2 separate regions of the Homo sapiens genome follow, and region 1 is linked to region 2. Evidence: chromatin loops called from intact Hi-C (ENCODE). Cell type or tissue: dorsolateral prefrontal cortex. All regions are shown on one strand. Each heading gives the region's core, and the rest is flanking DNA. Links, peaks and the distances in the headings are about the cores only.

Region 1 (5,375 bases), core at 167-5,166, 90 kb after region 2:
GACATGAAAGTTCTCCAAGTCCCCACCCGATTTAGGAGTCCAGCTGACTTCCCTAGTGGATCCCACGCAGGGGCCACGGGCGGAGGTGCCCGCCAGTCCTGCATGGTGCGCCTGCCCTCCTCAGCCCTTTAGCAGTTGATGGGACCTGGTGCCACGGAGCAGGGGGTGGTGCCCTTTGGGGAGGCTCTGGCTGCACCAGAGCCCACTGCGGGGCTCAGGCATGGTGGGCTGCAGTCCCAAGCCCTGCCCCTCGGGGAGGTGGCTGAGGCCTGGCCAGAATTAGAGTGTGGCGTGGGCGGGCCGGCAGTGCTGGGGGACCCGGCACACCCTCCGCAGCTGCTGGCCTGGGTGCTAAGCCCCTCACTGCCCGGGGCCGGTGGCGCCGGCCAGCTGCTGGGAGTGCAGGGCCTGCCGAGCCCACCCCACCTGGAACTGGCGCTGGCCCGTGAGTGTGGCGCACAGCCCTGGTTCCCACTTGCACCTCTTCCTCCACACCTCCCAGCAAGCAGAGGGAGTGGCTCTGGCCTCAACCAGCCCAGAGAGAGGGGCTCCCACGGTGCAGCAGCTGGCTGAAGTGCTCCTCAAGTGCGGCCAGAGTGGGCACTGAGGCCGAGGAGGGGCAGAGAGCAAGCGAGGGCTGCCAGCACGCTGTCACCTCCCAACGTTCCTACTTGCTGTTAGTTGGGTAAAGTCAGGGAGTGAGTATCTCCTTCTACACATGGGACAGGAGTTCCTTTGATGATACTATTGAACAGAAATTACAGCCCACTCAGAAATTCCTCCTTCTTCATTGTTACTGTTATCGCTGGGGATACAGCAGGAGAATGTGTTCTGCCTCCTCATCCAATCTACTTCTCTTATTTATTTGATTGTCCTGGGCTGTGGGATGGTATAGGCCTGAGGAGGAGGCAAACATGGGTGCAGCCCACCACTGTGATCCAGCTTGGGTCCCAGTGCGGGGGACACATCAATGCTTGCTTAAGTGAGGAGATACCAAGTTCTTATGGGGACTCTTGTTTTCTAGGCTTCTGCCTCCCTCCTTTCACATCCATTTTTCTCACTCATCCTTTATCCATCATCTGAATTTCTTTCTGGTACACATCACTGCACTTTTCTTGGCTACATGGATTTCCTTACTCCATTTCACCTTAGAGAATGCACTTGGCCAGGACCTGCTCTCAAAGCGTCAGATAATCATCTCCTCCTTTTTCCAATTCCTCTCTGCCAAATGCCATGCACCCCAGCCAGGCCATGTGCCCATCTCTCCCCCACTGGGAAGCCATGCTGAGATTGGTTTTCTACTGGGAATATTCCTGGGATTTTTTAAACTTGTAACTCTGTGTGTCTCCCTAGGCTAGAGGACAACTCTGATAGCCCTAGCAGCTTTGAGAGCCAGAGTTTGGCTAGCTCCAGGCATCACTTTGTATTTTATTTATTTAGAGCTGCATTATGCAGCCAAGAAATCTGCTTTTACATACATGTGCTTTCCAGGTGCCCGGCGCTATGCACGGTGCCAAGTCAGAGGGTACCAGGAAGCAAAGTACAGTCTGAGAGTCTGAAGGTGCCATCAGAGAGTAAGGACCAAATGCAAGAATATGACCCCTGCACCAGAAGTAGATTCAGAAGGTCCCTGACACAGAGCCAGCCAGATGCAAGAGGCTTCTATAAGGTGCTGCAACACAAGGCACTGTACATAGATACAGCTTTTAAAAACACCAAATCAGGTCTTTTAATGGCCATCTACTCAAGCCCATCTCTTCATCTCTTCCCTAAGCCCACCTGACTGCCTGTGTCTTCAATAAACTCTCCCATCCCCACACTTCTGGAATTGTGTTGTCCAGTATGGAAGCCATTAGCCACACATGGCAACTGAGCATCTGAAACATGGCAAGGCCAAATTGAGATGTAGTGTAAATATAAAGCACACACTGGATTTTGAAGGCTTAGTACGAAAAATAGAATGCAAAATATTGTATCAATAAACTTACGTCAGCTATATGTAAAATAATAATGTTTTGGCTATGTTGGGTTAAATATATTGCTAAACTTATTCTATTTTTCTTTCTTACTTTTATTAATGTGGCTGCAGAAATCTGAAAATTATACATGTGCCTGTCATTTGTGACCCACGTTATGTTTCTGCTAGACAGTTCTGTTGTAGAGTACTTCCTGACCTAGCCACATGAAATGTGCTTCTTTATGAATTTGCTATTTGCTATATAGTCTCAGTCTCTAAATAGGTATAAGACAAGACTAATGTCTAGTTTCTCTCTGTTTCATCAGTCTCTGCCCAAGTGTCACTTTTTCTATTAGAGATCCAATGTGTATTTGATAATGATTCTTTCATTCACTTGACAAATATGTGTTGAACTCATACTCTGTGCCAGGCTTCCCTGGGAACTTAATAAACTTTAACTCAATACCTAGCATAATCCTGACAGGGTAGAAATTATTAGCTTTGTTTCACAGATAAGGAAATTGGGGTAGAAAGTCTAAATGACTTGCTCAAGGTCACCCACTCGGTAAGTGGCAAGAAAAGATTTCGCTTTTGACCAGCTCCAAATCACATGCCCTTTCTACTTAAGCATGCCAATCCTGTTGATCCTTCACCTCTGCCCAGTTGCTTCCTCAATACTGTCTTCTTCTTTGTATATACACACTTATTACAATGCTTGTTAATAGTCCAGCTTTCCCAGTAGACTTCATGTGAGGACATAAACTATTTCTCTTCCGATCACTGTTGCATCCCTAGTGCTTTGCACATGGCTGGCACTTAGTAAATAATCTGGTGAACATATGAAGGAATAAATGATGATGCTTCTTCCTCCTACCATTATAAAGTTCGTGTTGAATTCCATTTTCCTGGAGAGGAACAACTCAGTGTCTCAACAATATTGTAAACATTTGTTTTGTATTTTATTTATTTAGAGCTCCATTATGCAAAGAAGAAATCCATTTATGTGAGAGTCTGGGAAAGAAATCTCTCCTTCCCTGCTTGTCTCTCTTTCTGCACAGTATGTTATCTCAGACCAACATGACACCACCAGCCACCTGTCTTTTGTCAAAAGAGAATATGCATCCTCATAACAGCTGTGTGCTGGCTGTTGCCAGGGCCTTAGTACAGAGCTGGGACTGGTGTTTTTTTAAATTATCTTGGCATAATTTTTTCATTATGGAAGTGATCTGAATAGGTTGTAACATGCCAGGACCACCTAGTGGTTATAAGAAGTAAACCATCTTACCCACCAGAGAAGAAAGGCATCTTGGCATGAGAGGATTGCTGAGCTACAAACCATAAGGAATGGTTGCTAGTCTCAGCTTTGCCATGTTCTGTCTCTGCACTTGTGGGTGGATAAGCCATGATACCTCATTGCTGTAAACCTTATTTTTCATACCTATAAAGAGAAGACATTAAAATAGACCAGGGAGGACAGCACCATGGCCTGTGTACCACCGTGCTGTTTCCACCTTCCACTGCAGACATTGCTGATCAATCACAATATATTCTTCCACTGATCCAGGCTACAGCTTCATAAACCTTATCACAGCACTTCCTACAGCTATCATCCATCAGTCACTGATCATTGCCAGGCCAACAGTTCTTTCTGGAGTCTCACAAATGTAGGTAGTGGTTTATTGTTTGTTTGTTTGTTTTGGTGCAGGATAGGAAGAAAAGAGATCGCAGCAGGACAGTTTTTATTCTCAAAAACCATCCCTACTTTACTTGGAAATCACCACCCTGGCTATGATAAAATCACACATCATCCTCTGATATTACCCTGATGTGGAAAGGTCCCTGGGGCCCTGCTGGTTCCTGGAAGCACTGAGAAGCAGAGGCTCGGAGTGGAAGGAGGGAGCCACATTCTTTCTGAAGCTCTGCTAGAAGTCATCATTAGGATATGGCCGCAGCCTTGTACATAATCTAAAACTCGAGATATTAGCTGGGTTGTGGGAATTTCTTCTTATTAGTCAGAGCCCCAGTGTGTGGCTCTTCAGATAACTGTTTAAATTTGGACTTTTCTGGGAAAGTTTAGTTTAGTGGGAAGGCCATCAGAAAATGACTTTTCATGGCAAATGTACCATCAGATGGAAAAAGGCCACAGAACTGGCTTACATTTTTTGTTGTTGTTGTTTTGTTGTTGGGGTTTTGTTGTTGTTGTTGTTGTTTTGGAGGTGGAGTTTCACTCTTGTCGCCCAAGCTGGAGTGCAATGGCACAATCTTGGCTCACTGCAACTTCCGCCTCCTGGGTTCAAGCGATTCTCCTGCCTCAGCCTCCCGAGTAACTGGGATTATAGGCACGTACAACCATGCCCAGCTAATTTTTTGTATTTTCAGTAGAGACGGGGTTTCCCCATGTTGGACAGGCTCGTCTTGAACTCCTGACCTCAGGTGATCTGCCTGCCTTGGCCGCCCAAAGTGCTGGGATTAGTGGTGTGAGCCACCACCCCCAGCCTATTTTGTTTTTTTTTGAGACAGCGTCTCACTCTGTCACCCAGGCTGGAATGAACCTGAGCTCAAGCGATCCTCCCACCTCAGTCTCCCAAGTAGCTGAAACTACAGGCCCATGCCATGATGCCTGGCTAATTCTTTTCAGGCTGATCTATAATTCCTGGGTTCAAGTGATCCTCCTGCCTGGGCCTCCCAAAGTGCTGGGATTACAGGCAAGAGCCACGACATTTGGCCTGAAGTGGTTTACTTTTTTAAAGCATAAAAACGTGAACATAAATAAATGTCTGAAAGTATATAATCATGATGGCTAATGATTATTGTCTGCAGGCATTGTATGAGATGCTTTACAAATTTCATCTCACCTCATTCTCACAACCTTGAGAAATCAGTGACCTCGTTCTCCCCATTTTACTGGCAGGGAAACTGACGCTGAGGAACCTTGTTCTCCCCATTTTACTGGCAGGGAAACTGAGGCTGAGGAAGGTAAAGTAACTTCCATGCCCACAAGCTTGTCAAGCATAGGAGTCAGGATAAGAAGCCAAATATATGACTCCAGAAGCAGCCCTCTTAGTTTCTGTATCATAGTGCCCTACTAAAAGTTTGAGTGATTGTCTTAAAGTATGGAGATTAACAATTTTAAATTGTTAAAAATTGGTCTAACAGTTTTTCTTTGTGCTTTTCTGGGTTTTCCAAAATTTCTGCATTGAACCTGTATAACCATTGAAAACAAAACAAAACAAAAGCCTTAGGGGAAAAAAAAAATCACAAGACTAAGAATTTAGAATCTGATTCAGAAGACCTGGATTTCACACTCAGTCTTTTTAGCTGGTTGTCTGACCTCAGGCTGATAATTTCACTTGTCTGGGCCTTGGTTCCTTGTCCAGAAAATGTGATCATAGGACTGGATGATCTGTAAGAGTCCTTT
Region 2 (5,375 bases), core at 289-5,288:
GTTGCAGTTTTTTGTGTGTTTGTTTGTTTGTTTTGGCATAGTACCTATCCTAGAGTTAGGTATTTACTAGTCACACAAAAAGTAAAGGATGTGTTGTTTTCCCTCTGGATGTGGTTCCTGCAGCCAAGTCTATAATACAGAATCCAAATACGTAGTCCATGAGTAGGTTTCAGGTAGTTCCTACGGACATCCTATGGACATTTCGGTGATTCCAATCCCTACTGTATAATGATTTCACCTACAAAGCTTTAAGAAAATCCTGATGCCCAAACTCCACCCCCAGAGATTCTAATATAATTGTTTCCAGTATTGAAAACAAACAAACAAATAAAGAAAAAACATCCCCAGAACTCTAATATGCAGCCAGGTTGATAATTCTATATTAGGATAAAATAAAGGAAAAAAAGTTTTTGCAGGTTCAATTGTGTTGTGGTTTTAATTTTGCTGTTTTCCATAAATATTCCATAAATATTTATTCTATAAATATTTATTCTATAAATATTTATTCTATAAATATTTATTTTTCAGAAGATGGAATTTGGAAAGAAATCAGCCTCTGTCCTTTAATAATAATAGCTAGTATTTATTAAGCATTTATCATGCATGAGGCACTATTCCAAATGCTTTCCACATATTAACTAATTTAATCCTTACAATACCCCTGTAAGTAATGCATTATTATTAACCCTGTTTAACAGAAAAAGAAAATGAAGCCTAGAAAGGCTGAGTATTTTGAAAAGCTGGGCTTCAAACCCACATAGAACAAACCTGGAGCCCCCATTTTTAAGCCAAAGCCCCTTTGCTCCAAGAAAATCCAGTAAATATCCCACATCTTCAAGGAAATTCTTCTGGACTACTCTCACCAATAAAGATAAACCTTTCTGACATCTCTTACATTGCATTTTCATGTAATAGTCTGTATCCAGTTTTTTCCCCAAACATAATAAATGCCACACACTTCTTAGATGCCCAGCCTTAAGCTGGGCATTTTACCTGCATTGTTCCATTTTGCCCTACACTCTGTAGTGTTTTCTAATGACTATGCTACATGTATTTATTTTCTCTCTGGAGAAATTGTGGCATTTGTGAGCACTGGGCAAACCATTATTCATTGCATCACTCCCCTACCTGGGGTCCTTATGCTCCAATACCTGTTGAATAGATTGTATTGTGCAACGGGTAGCGAGTTACCAGACCTGCATTTATAGATAGGCACTGCCACTTTCTAGTTTCATACTATCAGGCAGGTCAACTAACCTCTCAGAGCCTCAGGTTCCTCCTTAGTAAAACAGGGCTCCCTTAACTCAACTGACACTGAATAGCCATTGCTATGTGCCTGATGCTGAACAAGGCGAACATAGACCCTGGCCACAGGGGGCTTTCAGTCCACTCCCATTCTCCCAGGAGAACGCAATAAGATGATGCCAAGAGAAGTGCTTATTTAGCTCAAGTCTTGGGGACAGGGTGGGGAGGCCGGGCGTGTAATTACCACTCAATAAATGTTAGCTATTCATTCAATATATTCTATTTAATTAAAAGCAAACAATCCATTCAACATCAGAAGCAAATGTAATTAAACCTCATTCTGCACACATACAATATTCCGCAACATGCTATCTTGAACCTTTACTACTTCAGATCTTGCTTGCTACTTGCTCCCTCATGTCAGTAGCAGCTACACCAGGGCCTGTGAAATCAAGATGCCCCGTGCCCCCATTCTTTTTCTAGGCTGGTGACCTGTCAAAAAGGAAGGGAGGAAGGGGGAGAAAGACGGGTAGGGGAAGTTGGAGGAGAAGGAGGAAGAAAGGCCAAAACCACGGTCACAGAAACTGTGGAGTCTTTAAAATATTGATATTGGATAAATCAATTTAATTTTCAACAAAAATCCAAAGCTATGTGATTGTGTAGTTGTGAGACAATTATTTTTAAAAATGGATTTGCTTTTTAAAATAAATTAATTCATAGTGTGTAGAGAAAAATTAATTCACGGTGTATGGAGAAGTGAAGTCTGGTCACGGGACATACATTTAAGGCTGTTTGGGAAATATTTTCTCCCAGCCCTGTCGGATCACCTTTGGTTCTCTCCTTGTCAGCTCATTTGAAGAGAATATAAAAACTCTCAATAGGAAGTCGTTCATGAAGAATCCTCCTTTCCTCTCCTTCCTCTCCCATTTGCTGTGTTACACTCAGCACCAGATCAAGTTGGAATCTCTGCCCTGTCACTCATCAGCTATTTTGAGCTAACCTCTCTGAGCCTCCCGAGTTTCATGTAAAGAACGCATAATAAAACAAAAATTGTTCTTAGGGATAAATGCCTGATATGGGATAGACTCGCCTTTTTTTTTTTTTCTTTCTGTCTTCAAGTGCAATGGTTTCAGATTTGCAGGGATCTCAGGAGTCATTTCGCCAGCCCCTCTTGGGTGGCTGGGTGCATTCTGCGCCTCCCTCTGCCACCGGTGCCTCATACCCTTTATTCTAACAGCACTCAGGTCCTGGGATGCCTGAAGCCGGTGAGGCAGAATCAAGTTCCGCCCAGAGCTTGGAGGAGTCGGAGGGAGCGATGGAGAGGCGCGGGCTGGTGACCCCCTCTTTCCCCTCCTCCTGGCAGGCACCGCTCCGCGCCTCCTGGCACCGGCGCCCTTTCTCTGCCGGGGAAGGCTAGCCCAGCCCGCAGCCCCGTGCGGCGGGGGCCGAGGGCGCCCCCTCCCTTCCTCCCTCTCCCCCTCCCCTTCCTTCCCTCCCGATACAATGACTGGGCCGGAACAGCGCATCAGCCGAGCCTCATTGGCAGCGGCCGCCCCAGCCCCCGGAGAGGCGGCGGGCGGGGGCTGCTGGGGAGAGAGGGAGCCGAAAGCCCCGGCTGACAGCGAGAGGAGGCAGGCAGGACGGAAGGACGCGAGAAAGGCGGCCCGGGGCACAGCTGTAAGTGTGGAGCAAAGCGAGGACGCACGGCGAGCGGCGGTGGCGGGGGCGACCTGCAGACCCGGGCCGGGGGATGCGGCAGGCGCTGGCTGCCCAGAGAGCCCGGGAGTCGGGCTGCGTAGCTCACGTGCTGAGCTGGAGCTTGGACAGAGAGGAAGAGGAAGAAGAGGAAGGCAGCCGCCGCCGGGGAAGGCACAGCGCAGAGTGGACTTGCAGGACTGGCGCAGAGCCGGGTCCCCAGGTCCCGCGCGGTGCGCAGCCGAGACAATAAAGTAGCCGTCTACAGCCCCGGAGCGCCGCAGGGAGGAGGTGGCGGAGCAGGTAGGTGGGCGACCGCCCCGGGCTCCCCAAGCGTGCTGCCAGGGCGAGGCCGCAAGACGCGGCCACGGGCGCGCCCGGTGCGCCCCGGGCGCAGCGCGCACGTTTGGAGACCCCCAGCGGAGGTGCGGGTCCCAGGAGTTTGGGAGAGCGGAAAACCCCGCCCTGGGGCTCGAGGTCTAGTGCAGCCTCCGCTGGAGTCCCTGGGGCACTTGGCACGGCGCTTTGGTCGCTTTGGTGGTATGGAGACAGGAAGTTTGGCGGTTTCGAGGCGTTGGCGTTGGTGGGGTTTGCAAACGCGCCGCCGGGGACCGCGTGCTTCGGTTGCCGCGCGTTCGTGGGAGGTCGGGAGAAAAGCTGATGAAGCCCAGATCTGGCCCCCAGAGATACTTCTAAAAGGCAGCGAAAAGAGGGGGGGGAAATCCCTGGAGTTAGCAGAGGACACTAAGGGTTTCGTTTGGCTGCCCTTTTCAAATAGGTGTTTCAGATCCTAGCCGCTCCTATGTTGGAGAGGCAGTGTGCATGTGAATAGCTTCTTATTTTGTGGAGTATTTCACTTTTCATTTTCATCTGGGGAGGAAAAAATAAATATAATCTTTAGCTCCTACTTTGAGAAATGCCATTTCGTTTGGAATAGAGGACAAACTCTTCCCTTGCATTGGATGTCCTGTGCTTTGAAGGATACTGAACAGTGCCTGCTCTTGTTCACAAAAGGGGTGAGACGTGTATTAAATCTTCTCCCGCCTGAGAAAGCAGCCGCAGGAGGAGGTCTCTCTCTCTCTCTCGCTCTCCTTTGTGTGGCCGCTTCCTTCCAGATGTGAGAGGGTTGGGCTGGGCGCTCCTGGGTGGGGTAATAATTATCCTGAACATTCCTGCGATCTGTTAGGACTTGTAAACATACCAGAGCCAAGTCCTCTGAACTTCGCGAACTGATTTGGTGTGTTTGCTGGTACCCAGACGGCTGCGACTAGAGGCTGGGCCTTTCGGGAAGAAAGACCTTAGGGTGCTGATGGCAGCAGTCTTTCCGGGAAGCTGGTTGATCCTTGAAGATTAGGTAATGTCGCCCCAGAAATTTACTAGCCAACTCGAAAGATGTGTACAAGATTATAGCGCGATCCCCGACGTGCTGTTTCCCGTCCTAAAGGGAATGGATCTGTGGGGTTTCCAAATCAAATGTCTAGAGGGGAAGAAAAGCAGCTTCGCCTTACTTAACCTCATCAAGACGCACTTTCATATGTCATACACATGCTGTGAAGAGTGGTGGTTTAGAGAGCTTACTGTGTGCCAGGCATCCTGGTAGGCACTTTTGGGGCATCATCCATAATCCATGAAGTGGTAAACCTAGCCCTTGAGAGAGGTTAAGTAACTTACCGGAAGTCCCACCAGTAATCTGTGGTTTATGTAAGATCTAATTTCAGATGCCAGGCTCTTAACAAGACAGTGCCTCCGAAAGGGATGTGCTGCAGTGGTGGTGGTAATGAGTATGAAGAAAATAATAACAATAACAATAACTGCCGTGTGTGTGTGTGTGTGTGTGTGTGTGTGTGTATATATATATATATATATATATATTTTTTTTTTTTTTTTTTTTTTTTAGAGACAGAGTCTCACTCTGTCGCCCAGGCTAGAATGCAGTGGCCGATCTCGGCTCACTGCAACCTCTGCCTCCCGAGTTCAAGCGAGTCTCCTGCCTCAGCCTCCCGAGTAGCTGGGATTACAGGCGCATGCCACCACGCCTGGCTAATTTTTTGTATTTTTAATAGAGACGGGGCTTCACAGCGTTAGCCAGGCTGGTCGCCATCTCCTGGCCTTGTGATCCGCCCGCCTCGGCCTCCCAAAGTGCTGGGATTACAGGGGTGAGCCGCGGCACCCGGCCTATATATTTTTAATAAATTTAAAAAGATGATATTTAAGAGAGATTGACACTCAGTAAGCACTCTGTATATATTTTTGTCTCTAAATTAAGTGTCACAAGACAGGTGGTGGATGTATTGGTGTTTCTACAATTCTTCCTTTTTTTTTCCTTCGAACTCTGTCACCCAGAGTGGAGTGCAGTGGCGCGATCGCGGCTCACCGCAACCTCTGCCTCCCAGGCCCATGCGATTCTCTTCCCTCAACCTCCCTTGTAGCTGGGA

The links. Peaks named below come from ENCODE experiments on the same cell type or tissue, not always from the same donor. Only the 100,000 strongest peaks of a DNase experiment are listed, where the experiment ranks them.
Region 1: a loop joins it to region 2, with 2.1 times the contacts of the local background. A loop is called at or near these places in 15 of 110 quality-filtered maps.

What each region holds. Positions count from the first base shown.
Region 1 is chr3:69,449,550-69,454,924 of GRCh38, reverse strand. It overlaps a transcript of FRMD4B not described here. Among named protein-coding and RNA genes, the nearest start is that of FRMD4B, 66 kb to the right of the region's middle. In dorsolateral prefrontal cortex, for the core only: a CTCF peak has its summit at 3,203 (motif pointing left); no DNase peak of the experiment used is centred there.
Region 2 is chr3:69,540,074-69,545,448 of GRCh38, reverse strand. It overlaps a transcript of FRMD4B not described here. Among named protein-coding and RNA genes, the nearest start is that of FRMD4B, 160 kb to the right of the region's middle. In dorsolateral prefrontal cortex, for the core only: no CTCF peak of the experiment used is centred there; DNase peaks (open chromatin) are centred at 2,738 and 3,480; H3K4me3 peaks cover 3,232 bases; H3K27ac peaks cover 3,257 bases; H3K27me3 peaks cover 3,117 bases.